2 separate regions of the Homo sapiens genome follow, and region 2 is linked to region 1. A link is a contact called in ENCODE Hi-C or POLR2A ChIA-PET data. All regions are on one chromosome and are shown on one strand. Each heading gives the region's core, a stretch centred on a gene start or an enhancer-like site at or near the end of the contact. The rest is flanking DNA. Distances are from core to core; before and after follow the strand shown.

Evidence for each region. A loop is a pair of places that touch in the nucleus more often than their neighbours do. ChIA-PET counts read pairs that join two places held with the same protein, here RNA polymerase II (POLR2A). Pooled maps may share reads with other maps.
Region 2: a map of endothelial cell of umbilical vein shows a loop between it and region 1 (7-fold over the local background). The contact joins the enhancer-like site here to the promoter of HNRNPU in region 1. A Hi-C loop is called at or near these places in 1 of 168 maps with a recorded cell type or tissue (endothelial cell of umbilical vein) and 1 of 50 pooled maps. POLR2A ChIA-PET finds 5 or more read pairs at or near these places in 1 of 52 experiments (PC-3).

Annotation. Positions count from the first base shown.
Region 1 is chr1:244,863,293-244,869,224 of GRCh38, forward strand. It overlaps HNRNPU (heterogeneous nuclear ribonucleoprotein U), which reads right to left and starts at 1,251. Exons shown (of 14, transcript NM_031844.3): 1 at 325-1,251. The coding sequence starts at 1,015. LOC124904588 (UPF0764 protein C16orf89-like) reads right to left here. Exons shown (of 4, transcript XM_047439568.1): 3 at 1,371-1,439; 4 at 1,190-1,294. The coding sequence ends at 1,190. RefSeq lists silencers at 1-320, 1,301-1,400 and enhancers at 625-1,456, 1,457-2,287, 1,621-1,680, 5,379-5,932.
Region 2 is chr1:245,088,653-245,094,346 of GRCh38, forward strand. It overlaps a transcript of DRC8 not described here. Among named protein-coding and RNA genes, the nearest start is that of KIF26B, 63 kb to the right of the region's middle. Within about 2 kb of position 3,324, at least 11 of the 41 ENCODE cell types and tissues checked have a DNase peak (open chromatin) inside an H3K27ac peak, as active enhancers do; they include PC-3 and endothelial cell of umbilical vein, where a contact is called at or near this core.

The sequences.
Region 1 (5,932 bases), core at 1-2,500:
ACCGGGCTCCCTCCCGCCGCCCGCCCGCGGCTCCTCCCCCTACAGCGGCAGCTGCAGCTCCCCCCGGCTCTCGAGCCACATAATGGAGGCGCTGCCACCGCCGACACACACACACACACACACACACACGCGCGCGCGCACACACACGCCCCGAGCCCGAGGCCTCTCGGCTAATCTGGGATTCCCCGCGCCCCCTCCCCCACCCTCACCGCGGCGCCCTCCCGCCCGGGGCTCCCTCCCCCTGCGGGGCTCCGGCAGGCCTGGGGCACGGTCCCCACCCCGCGCGGGCCTCCCGCCGCGCGCAACGTACAACGCAGCACTCACCCGCCGCCGGAGCCCCGGGGCGACCGCCGCCTCCGCCGCCTTCCGCCTTCTTCTTACCTCCCGCCTGCTGCTGGCCCTGCCTCGCCCCGGGCGGCGCCACCGTCACCGCGAACAGCGAGGTGGGGCCGCTGCTCTTCCCCGCGGCCTCCTTGGCGGCCCCGCGCTGCTGTTGGGGCTGTTGCTGCTGCGTCGCCGGCGGTTGAGGCTGCTGCTCCCCGTGCCCGTTCTCGTCGCCCGCGCCTTCCTCTTCGTCCCCGAGCTCATCTTCCCCTTCCTGGAAACCCTGATCGTCGCCGTTCTCGTCTTCCGAGGCGGCCTCCTCCTCCTCCATCGGGCCCGAGTCGGCCGCCCCCGCGGCCCCGTTCTCCTCTCCTAGCTCCATCTGGTCGCCGTCCAGAGCGGAGATTCCTTCCTCCTCCTCTTCCTCTTCCTCCTCCTCTTCATCGCCGCCGGCCGCGGCCTCCTGCTCGAGGCCTGCTCCCGAGCGCCCAGCGGAATCCCCGCCCAGGTCTAGGCTGCCGTTCCCGGGCTCCATGGCGGGGCGGCCCCCGGCCTCCTCGTCGTCCAGCGCAGCCTGGAGTCGCTCCATGAGCTCGGCCTTGAGACCCTTGTCAGAAAGGCGTCGCTTCTTGAGCTCCTCTTTCAGCTCCGACACCTTCAGCTTTTTTACATTAACAGGCGAGGAACTCATGGTGAGGGCCCCGATTCACCGCTAGGCGCTGCCTCAAACTCGGCTCCGCTCACTCGGCCACTGGTGGCGGCTGCTGCGGCTGCTCCTCGGCCCGGGCGGCGGCTGCGGCTGCGGCTGGAGATGGGTTCGTGCTGCAGAGCGGATCCGCCTGGTGTCGAACGGCGCCAATTCCTTTCACCGAGTTCGCGAGGGAGACGCGGAGACTCGCCTGGCGCGAGCGAGCACGCAACGTCCTCTCGCAGGAGCGGCGCCGCGCACGTAATATAGGCGCCCCGCCCCCTGCGCTGACGGGAGCACTGCGCAGGAGGAAAGCCGGAGCGCGCCCGCGCTCGGCCCCGCCCATTACCGTACTTACCTCCCCGCCCCCACGCCGAACCCGGGCCGAGAGCGCGGTGGAGGCCGCGCAGTGCGCTTCCAATTGGGACTGAGCAAATGGAGGAAAAGGAAACCGCCTTTCAGTTCAACCGACTCACTGCATGATATATTGGCCTTTCTGGGTCTTTGGTGGCTATACTCGTTTGGCTTTTCTCCTTCCCAGCTTGGAGGCTGCTTTATCCAAATGCTTTCTTCAGTCCTCAACTTGGCGTTTCAACCCGAATCCGCCTTTTCTTCCATCTTAGATCTGCCTTCTTATGTGTTTCTCCAGCTCTTCGTTTAAAACTCCTTCAAATCGTATTTCAGTTTTGACTGGTATAGCATACATTGGCAACTGTTACACGCAGCGGCTCTTTTCCTCATAATACCGTATTTGGTTTAATTTGTGTAAGTCCTGCCTTGCGAATTGGATTTTAAGTTCGAGAAGGGCAAGGGCAGAACCGTTCTTTTGTCTGTTCCACACCCCGGGTGCGGGGCCTGGGAAGTAGAGGCTTTGCTTACTACTCCATACTGCAAACCTTAGTGTACCTGCCTTTGCAGGGCAGCTATTCTCATGCTCTTAATAACCCTGAATAAACCTCAGAATTGCATTTCCAAGTTTTCTGTAGCTACCACAAAGACGGACCTCCAGTAACACTTGTTCTGTCCACTTTAGGACCTGGTCATCAGCTACGAAGTCCCAGTAGCTAACCGTGAGGGTGAGACCCAACTAGGTCTTTGATTATAGGCCCACTTGATTCTCTTCCTATTCCTGTAGAAATACTCTTGACCAAATTATTCTGAAACTTAAAGTTTACGAAAAATCAAGGGCTGTGATTTTGTAAAAAGAAAAATGGACTATCGCTCTTGAAATCCGTTATTTTATATGTTAGAAGTTTACTTTTTCTCTTTAAAGAAAAGATGTGATGTCTCGAAGTTTTAGATAGGGAAGTCAGAATTTAGATTCGTGATAGAAGTTAACATTTTAAACCCTAGATAATCTGCAGTGTCCAGCCAGTGTTCCATCTGACTAAGGAGATGGTTTATACCCACTGTTTGGTGCTCTAGGTGGCACAATAATATTGCCCCATTATTAATTTGAAATTTGGAAGTAAACACATTGAAATTTCTCCCATAGGCTAATATGATTTAACTAATTGATACATTTTATTTTTGAAGTTTATTTTCGGTAGCTTTTATGAAGCATTCTACCATACCTTGCAGTCATGTATACGTGAAATATTAACACTTGTGAAATGATTTGACTTGAAATTAATGGACTATGTACAGTACTACTGATAATCCCCAGTTCAAGTTAAGTGGTGAGGATAGCCCCCAAAATAGAAACTTCCAAACAGTGCCAGAAACTCATTTTAGCCTTTGGTTATAATTTTGAAGGTTATGAATAAGCCACAAACTGGAATTTGAAATTTTGTCTTCGTTCAGAAATGGGAAGAGAGCTACAGGGGGTTTACATGTTCACAAACTAGATAACTAATCCCTTAATGAATCAGAGTTAAATACAATTATGATGGTTCCTTAAATTTATGTGTCCTAGATATTATTTACACCTTTAAATATTAGTTATATGAAAACAAATTTCATTTACTGGAAAACACTAAACTATGAAAACAAAGATTGTATATCTACATATAGTAGATCTGTAACAGTCACTCTTGGAACATTAAGTCAGTTGCAAAAATAAACATGAAATACAACTTTTGATGCTCACAAGAAAGTTCTATGGCTTTATCTCCAAAAGTTTTGGAGAACTTTAGAGCTGGATGGGGCCTGGAGATCGATCTGCAGTCCTGTTCATTTTACTGCCCAGGAAGCTGGGACCCTCACCCCCCACACCAATGGGCTTTCTATTACATTGTGCTGTCTTAGACAACATTTGAAAGAAAAACAATTTCTGCTCAAAGAACCATCATCATACTATCCTTTTCACAAACAGAGGAAATATGCCATTCCATAGTCTTATGTTACCACTTCAAAGTACAAATGGTGACATCTTATTGATCATTTTTGCTTCTTATATTTTTAATGCTATCATGATAGTCCTGCTCTACAGAGACCTGTTAAAGTGCAGGTCACTTCCTGTAAATCTCTGAAGGACCTCTAAGACAATTTAAATTCCCCCTGTGTCAAATCCTAGAGGCTACCAAGAATACCGCGTGCCGGAGGAGACAAGTTAATTCTCAATAACAAAAAATGATTCAAGAATGACCTATGAATAATTGATCTGTGAGAGGTAACTACAAAGTTTTGGTGCTCTGCATGTCTAGCTTACATTTTTGAGGTTTAAGCAAAGGAAATGCTATACTTTGTCACACAATTTATTCAGCAAATATTTTTTCAATACTTTCTCAAAAACATTTTATAGTCATAACGATGAGGCAGTTCCAGAGATCTACAGTTAACAAAGTATCCTGCACTTAAAAATTTGCTGGCCAGGCCCAGCGGCTCATGTCTGTAATCCCAGCACTTCGAGAGGCCGAGATGGGAAGATGGCTTGAGGCCAGGAGTTCGAAACCAGCCTGAGGAACACAGTGAGACTCCATCTCCACAAAAAATTAAAATTAGGTGGCTGTGGTGGTACGCCTGTAGTCCGAGCTACTCAAGGGGCTGAGGTAGCAGGATCACTTGACCCCCGGCAGTCAAGGCTGCAGTGAGCCGTGATTGTACCACTGCACTCTAACCTGGACCACAGAGGGAGACCCTGTCTCAAAAAAAAAAAAAAAGAAAAAAGAAAGAAAAAGAAAAAAACCCGTTAAGATCTTACGTTAAATATTCTCATTCCCCCCCGCCCCCCAAAAAAAACAAAACAAAACAAAAAACAAGATCGGGAGTGGTGGCTCACACCTGTAATCCCAGCACTTTGGGAGGCTGAGGTGGGCAGATCACCTGAGGTCAGGAGTTCGAGACCAGCCTGGCCAACATGTTGAAACCCCATCTCTACTAAAAACACAAAAAATAGCCAGGCGTGGTGGTGGCCGCCTGTAATCCCAGCTACTCAGGAGCCTGAGGCAGGAGAATCACTTGAACCTGGGAGGCGGAGGTTGCAGTGAGCTGAGACTGAGCCACTGAACTCCAGCCTGGGGGACAAAGCAAAACTTCGTCTCAAAAAAAAAAAAAAAAAAAAAAGGCCGGGCGCGGTGGCTCACGCCTATAATCCCAGCACTGTGGGAGGCCGAGGCGGGCGGATCATGAGGTCAGGAGATCAAGACCATCTTGGTTAACACAGTGAAACCCCATCTCTACTAAAAATACAAAAAATTAGCTGGGCGTGGCAGCGTGCGCCTGTAATACCAGCTACTCGGGAGGCTGAGGCAGGAGAATGGCGTGAACCCTGGAGGCGGAGCTTGCAGTGAGCCGAGATCGCACCACTGCACTCCAGCCCGGGCAACAGAGCGAGACTCCGTCTAAAAAAAAAAAAAAAAAGAAAGAAAGAAAGAAAAAGAAAAAGAGCCGGGAGCAGTGTGGGCTCAAGCCTGTAATCCCAGCACCTTGGGAGGCCAAGGCGGGCGGATCACCTGAGGTCGGGAGTTTGAGACCAGCCTGACCAACATGGTCTCTACTAAAAATACAAGATTAGCCGGGTTCGGTGGCAGGCGCCTGTAATCCCAGCTACTAGAGGGGCTCAGGCAGGAGAATCGCTTGAGCCTTGGAGGCAGAGGTTGCGGTGAGCCGAGATTGCGCCATTGCACTCCAGCCTGGGCAACAAGAGCAAAACTCCACCTCAAAAAAAAAAAAAAAGGGAAAATGAAAAAGAAAAAAAAGGACAAAGGTACACAAGGAAACTGTTGGAGGTAATGGATATGTTCATTTTCCTGAATGTGGTGATGGTAGCATGCGTGTGTATGTCTGTCCAAACTCACCAAATATGTATAGATTTATTAGTTATATGCAGGGTTTTCTTTTTTTTTGAGACAAAGTTTCACTTTGTTGCCCAGGCTGGAGTGCAGTGGAACCGTCTCAGCTCACTACAACCCCCGCCTCCCGGGTTCAAGCAATTCTTGTGCCTCAGCCTCCCTCGTAGCTGGGATCACAGGCGTTCACCACCACCCTCGGCTGATTTTTTTTTTTTTTTTTTTTTTGTATTTTTGTAGAGACAGGGTTTCACCATGTTGCCCAGGCTGGTCGTGAACTACTGAGCTCAGGCAATCCACCCATCTCGGCCTCCCAGAGTGCTAGGATTACAGGCGTGAGCCACCGTGCCCGGCCTATATGCAGTTATCGTATACCAATTATACCTCCATAAAGCTGGGGAGGTTGGGGGAGGAAGACAAAAGAATTCAGGCCTGCGGGGAATGATGGGAGTGGGTAGGAGAGGAGAGAGGGGAGAGAGGAAAACACAGATCACCAGCAGCCTCGTGGGTGGTTTTGTAAAGGACTTTGGCTTTTGCTTTCTGCTATGGACTGAACGTTTGTGTCCCCACAAAAGTCCTGTGTTGAAACCTAATCCCCCATGATATTAGGAGCTGAGGCCTTTGGAGGCAACGAGGTCATGAGCGTGGAGCCCTCATCAATGGGATTAGAAAATTTATACAGAGCTGAAGA
Region 2 (5,694 bases), core at 2,074-4,573, 230 kb after region 1:
AGGCAGCTACTCAGCCTTGCAGGGAGAGAGCTTTCTGGAAGATGAAAGGTGCTAGTGAGCGGAGAAGGCTTCCCAGGACAGGAAGCTCCTGACTTTAAAACGAGTAGTTTAGTAAGTGGGTGGCGGGGCACAGGGCATTTCAGCAGGTGAGCAGCAAGTCCAGAAACCCTAGAGGTGTCATGAAACATGGAACCACCTGGGAATTGAAAGCAGCTCAGTATATTTGGAATGTGGGAGATTTGGGGGTCATGATGAGAGGTGAAATTGGAGTGGTAAACAGGAGCGGTATCATTAAGGATATCGGGTTAGGTGCTGAGTTAAGGTTTCAGTGTGAGAGTTTGGACTTTATTCTGAAGATCACAGAGAAAGATCATTTGTAAGCAGCATGGAAAATAGATTTGAAAGGTCAAGACTAGAAGTGAGACCAGTTTGTAGGCTATTTGGTTGGTGGGAGGGGATAGACTGGGAAAAGTCAAGCATGAATCCCAGGTTTCTGGCTCGGACGATGGGTAAAAGTGCCATTCATTCAGATAAGAAGTCCAAGGAGCAAGTGGGGCATTTGGTAAGCAAAATGATGAGGTTGGGTGCAGACACCTTGGGACACCCAAAGGGTGACATTCAATAATCAATTGGATATAGGAGGGAGATCTGGCTGGAGACCTGGATTTTGGAACTGTCAGCATGTAAGTAGTATTAATGCCTTGAAAGTAGAAGAGAAGACAGTCTAGAACAAAACCATGGGGGATATCAGCATTTACGGGAAGGCAGAGGAAGAAGAGCCCACAAAAGAGACTGGGAAGGAGAAGCCTGAGAAGAGGGAAAGCTGGAAAGAAGCATCTTGGATGCCAAGATCGGAGAGAATTGCAAGGAGGAGGCAGTGGCCATGCCAGATGTAGTGGAGAGGAGAGGGAAGTTAAAGACGGAAAAAACGTCCATTGGTGTTAGCAATGGAGAGTTCATTGAGGGCCTCTCCCACAGCAGATGTGGGGAAGCAACAGGGTATGGAGTTGAGTGGATGGAGTAAGGAATGGATGTGAGAAGGTTGCAGCCTGGAGGACAAGTTATTCGGCAGTGAAGAGGAGGAAACGGACAACAGGCTCGGGGAGTGATTTTTGGAAGATGGGTGGATGTAGCAAGTTCATTTCTAGTCCAAGGGCTGAGAGCCCACAGAGAAGGTGAAGGGAGGGGCCAGCTTCCAGAGCAATAAAGAGATTTAGGAACAATGAACCAACGCTTGTGGTCCCTACCTCATGGCCTCTGCTGCCTTTTGGAGAGGAAGGTAGTAGGTTATAGAGTTTCAAGAGAATGGTGTAATTTTGGAATATCTCTTGTGGGAAATGGGAGAAAGAGTTGAGAAAGAGCCCATGTAAGGATTTTCAAGAAACCCTGGAAGATTTTGTGCTCAGGAGCAAAAAAGAAAAGAAAAAGGTAGATTGTTGTACCAGGGTTAAGGTTTTGTCATGTGCGTGAGGTGGAAGGAATCAAAGGCCGAGGAATCTGGGAGAAAGCAGTTCCGATGGTGTCCGTGGGGCTAACGCATGAGGGAAAGACCCAGGTAGGAGGAGTGGGTAACAGGTAGGAGGAGTGGGTGACAGATGGGAGGGGGTGAGAGGGCTCGGGGCCCTAAAAGGGCAAGTGGCTGGTGTTGGTAGCAAGGGGTGGTCTTTCCTGCCTGAGTGATAATTCCTGAGTGATAATATGTTTCCCTTGAAATTTCGCTTCGATGTGTTCTTAGAGTGTTTCTTTTCTTCTCCTGTGTTATTATGTGAATAAATAGTAAGAGTGGCTGACGTTTGTTGACTGTTCCCTGCGTTGCAGGCACTGTCCTAAGTGCTTGACGTACATGAACTCATTTCATCCTCACATCCACCCATCGGTGCAGGTGCTATTAAGTTATCCCCATTTTAGAAAGGTGACAATCAAGAAGTTACACAGCAGTAAGTGGCTGTATCAGCTTTTTCTAGGTTATATTGTGATAACAAAACTCCCACGTGTCAGAGGTTTGCAAGAATGAAGCTTATTTCTGTTTACGTTTTTTTTTTTTGGTCAGCTGGGGTCATCCTGGACTCTGGCCTACGTGTCTTTGTCCTACTCATGGCCTAGAGAGGTAGGATGACCGTCTGTCCTGCTTTGCCCGTGGTAGTTCCAGACTATACCTGTCCCAGTGTAATTATTAATAGGTCTCCTTTGTACTCTTAGAAATGTTCCAGTTTAGATGATTAATATGTGGTCATCCCATTCAAAAAATAGTGAGTAAAAACGGTGGTGAGGAATCGTCACTTCTGGAAGGCTTCCTGACAGATAATTCCAGCAGTGGTAAGAATGGAAGGCATTTCTTCCTTCTCTAGTTTCCCAAGATCATTTTTTTCCCCAGGATAACCTGAGATTTTCCCAAGGTAAAATCCAAATAGAGACCTGATGTGCCACTGGCTCGGCCGTGCATGCTAGAATCACCAGCCAGAGATGAGGATGAACCGCGTGCCTTCAGGACAGGGCGGAGACGGAGGAGGAAAGGAGTGTGGTGATCCTCGGAACATCAGCAGACAGGCTGTTGATGATAGGAACACATTGCAGCGGGGAAGGAGGATGGCTGAGATATGAAATACCCTTCAAGGTGGACGCATACCCAGGGGCATGTCATTCGGTGGCAGGGGCCAGCACGGACATGCAGCACTGAGGCGTGTGCTAGCGCCCAGTGCGTCGACCCAGGCACGGACTTGTTTGGAGCATACAGGACAGCTCTGCGTTAAGACCTGTAAGCCATTAAAGAAGTACAGTCTGGTGAATGAACCCTAATCTCTTGATGATCAAGTGATGACATCATATTCTGTCTCCGAGGAGACACCCTCTTGCACAGAAGGCAGTAGAGGAAGCTTGCGTCGAGATTGCCTACCTCCCCAGCCCCACCTTCGAGGGTTCTTTCAAAAGTTCGGACTGATGTTCAACTTCACATCTTGTCTCAAGGCAATCCTCTCTGTTTAGTCTCATAGAGTTGGCTTTGTGGAATGTAATTCATTTTTATCTTTAGCACAAATTTGTCTGTTTCTTTTAAGGCCACCAGAAAGCACAACATAGACTCCCCACAGAAATCTCATTTTATCTCCTAAGTTGCAGAATAAACGTACCTTGTTTGCAAAGGGAACATTTTCCTTTACACTCAAATCACTTCAATGTGTATTTTGCCTCTTCAGCTCACTGACCTCGCCCGCAGCATCTGATGTAAGTCACCATATGCCATTTCCCGACTAGGAGAGTGCTTGGCCTCTTGTGCAGGAAGTTTGCTTACCCTCATGACTCCTGGCTTCCGCAGAGCCTGCCATACCCCACAGCTTGGCCGGGCCCTGTGGAAAGCCATCTCTATTCTCACACTGCTGGGGAAGGTGCATGACTCAGGACCCGACACACAGGCCTGAGAGTCTGGCGATCTTGTGCTCTGATCCCAGCTTCATGTGTGACTCACTCTGGATCAGGCGCTTCACTTCCTGTGCACCTCTGTCTGTAAAATAGAGAGCCCAGCTCTAGTCCTTCTCCCTCCTGAGAAGCAATGCAGAGATTTAGTCCCCTTTGCAGTCACCCAGTGTCTAAGTACCAAATGCCCAAGAGACAAAAAAGAGTCCAAGATAGCAGGCTAGTTGGGATTACGACTGTTCGTTAAGGGCAGGAGTATTTTCTGTGGGATGGAATGTGTTTAGATCTCTCTCTCCTAGTTTCCTGTCTTCCTTCCTTTCGCTTTTCTAAATCCTTCCATGTAAGAAAGTACCCTGTTTATACAGACAGTTCCTTGAAGATCAGTGTCACTACCTTACCCTCCTGGGCTGCTTAAATAAACGGAGAGCCTCATGGGTGCCAGGCATGGTGGCTGCCTCCTAGGCCTGCCTATTTCTGAAAGCATGGTTGCCAATCATCTGCTTCAGGAGCATCTGGAAGGAGGGTGTTAGAAATGGGAGGTGTGCCCCATTCCAGACCCCTGAAACAGAATCTCTGGAGGTAGGGTCCAGGAAACTTATATTTTTAATATTCTCAGGGGATCCTTATGCACGCTTGTGTGTAAAAAGCACTACCTGGGGCTCTGATATTGAATGAAAGTGTGGGATTTGGAGTTAGGCTCTGCTGCTTACTGATTACGTAATTGGCCCAGACATTTAATATTGCTGAGCTTCCCCGGAGGTCGAGGCTACAGTGAGCCATGATTGTACCACTGCACTCAGCCTGGGTGACAGAGAGAGACCTTGTCTCAAAAAAATAAAAAAATATTGCTGAGCTTCTGCATCTTAATTTGTAAAGTGGAAAAAACACTTTTCGGGGCTGGTGTGAAAATTAAATGAAATAATAAAAGTGAAAATGTTTAAAAAGCTGTAAGCTATGACACAAATAATTATTTACAGAAAGCCAGCTAGGCAGAGAGGGAGAGAGAAAAAGAGAGAGGGAGGGGCAGGGATGGAGATCTGCTGCCTGGGTGTGGACAGGGAGGTGGGGAAGTAGGTAAATAATAGAAAACTAATTGGAGAGAACGTGCGCATACCTGGGCTGCTGGTGGGGAGATAGCCGAGGTTTGCTGTCATGGTGCTATTAATTATAAGGCGTTAAGTTTATTTCTAGAATGTGAAAACAGGAGGCCTTAAGAGGTTTCTTTTTTTCTTCTTTTAAAAATGTGCTATCAGTCATGGTACTTTTAGAGCAGCAGGAATTATTTACCTCATCTAGTGGAGAAAACACTCTTAATCATTTGAAGAAACTGTTATTTTTCTTAAAAAAGAAAAATCAGGCCAAGCACAGTGGCTCATGCCTGTAATCCCAGCACTTTGGGAGGCTGAGGTGAGCGGTTCACTTAAGGTCAGGAGTATGAGACCAGCCCAGGCAACATGGTGAAACCCCGTCTCCACAAAAGTACAAAAATTAGCCAGGCGTGGTGGTGCACTTATAATCCCAGCTACTCGGGAGGCTGAGGCAGGAGAATTGCTTGAACCCGGGAGATAGAGGTTGCAGTGAGCCGAGATGGTGCCACTGCACTCCAGCCTGGGCGACAGAGCAAGACTCCATCTCACAAAAAAAAAAAAAAAGAAAGAAAAAGAAAAGAAAAGAAAAATCACAAGTTGAAAAATTGAGGCCAAACCTAGTTCTGTGGAGAAGGAGATAAGATAAAATAGCACACTATGAAAATCGGGCCATGGTTTTATATGTGTGGCAGGTCAAAATGCCAAATATATCTTGCTGGCTCCCCCCACACGCCCCGGCATTAAGTTTTCAGCTATTAGTAAGAAATCTCAAAAGAGGCTTCTAAGCATTTATCACCAAACTTAGGAAATGTACTGAAGTATAGGTGAGTATTGCATGACTTTAAATACAGCTTTTAAACATGTCAAGATGTGTTTCCATGCTCTGAATGCCTAGTTTTAAACTGTCTTGCTGGCTGGTAACCATTCCTGGTTACTAACTCAAGGTATGATCCGCACTTAGGCAAAGCTCACTGTTAATGAGAATAGAGGTAAGTCTATTTTCCAACTAGTCTTGATAATGTTTAAGTTTTCTTAGTTCTTCTTTATCAAATCCGATTAGCCTGTCTTTGTTCTTACACAACATGATGAAGAGCTCATCCTGGTGGAATTGTCGGCCCCACTGTTCTCGGAAAACCCCCCTGTGCTTAGGTGTTGGGATATCTTCAATTCGAGGTTACTTTTTAGGAACTTTTTAAGC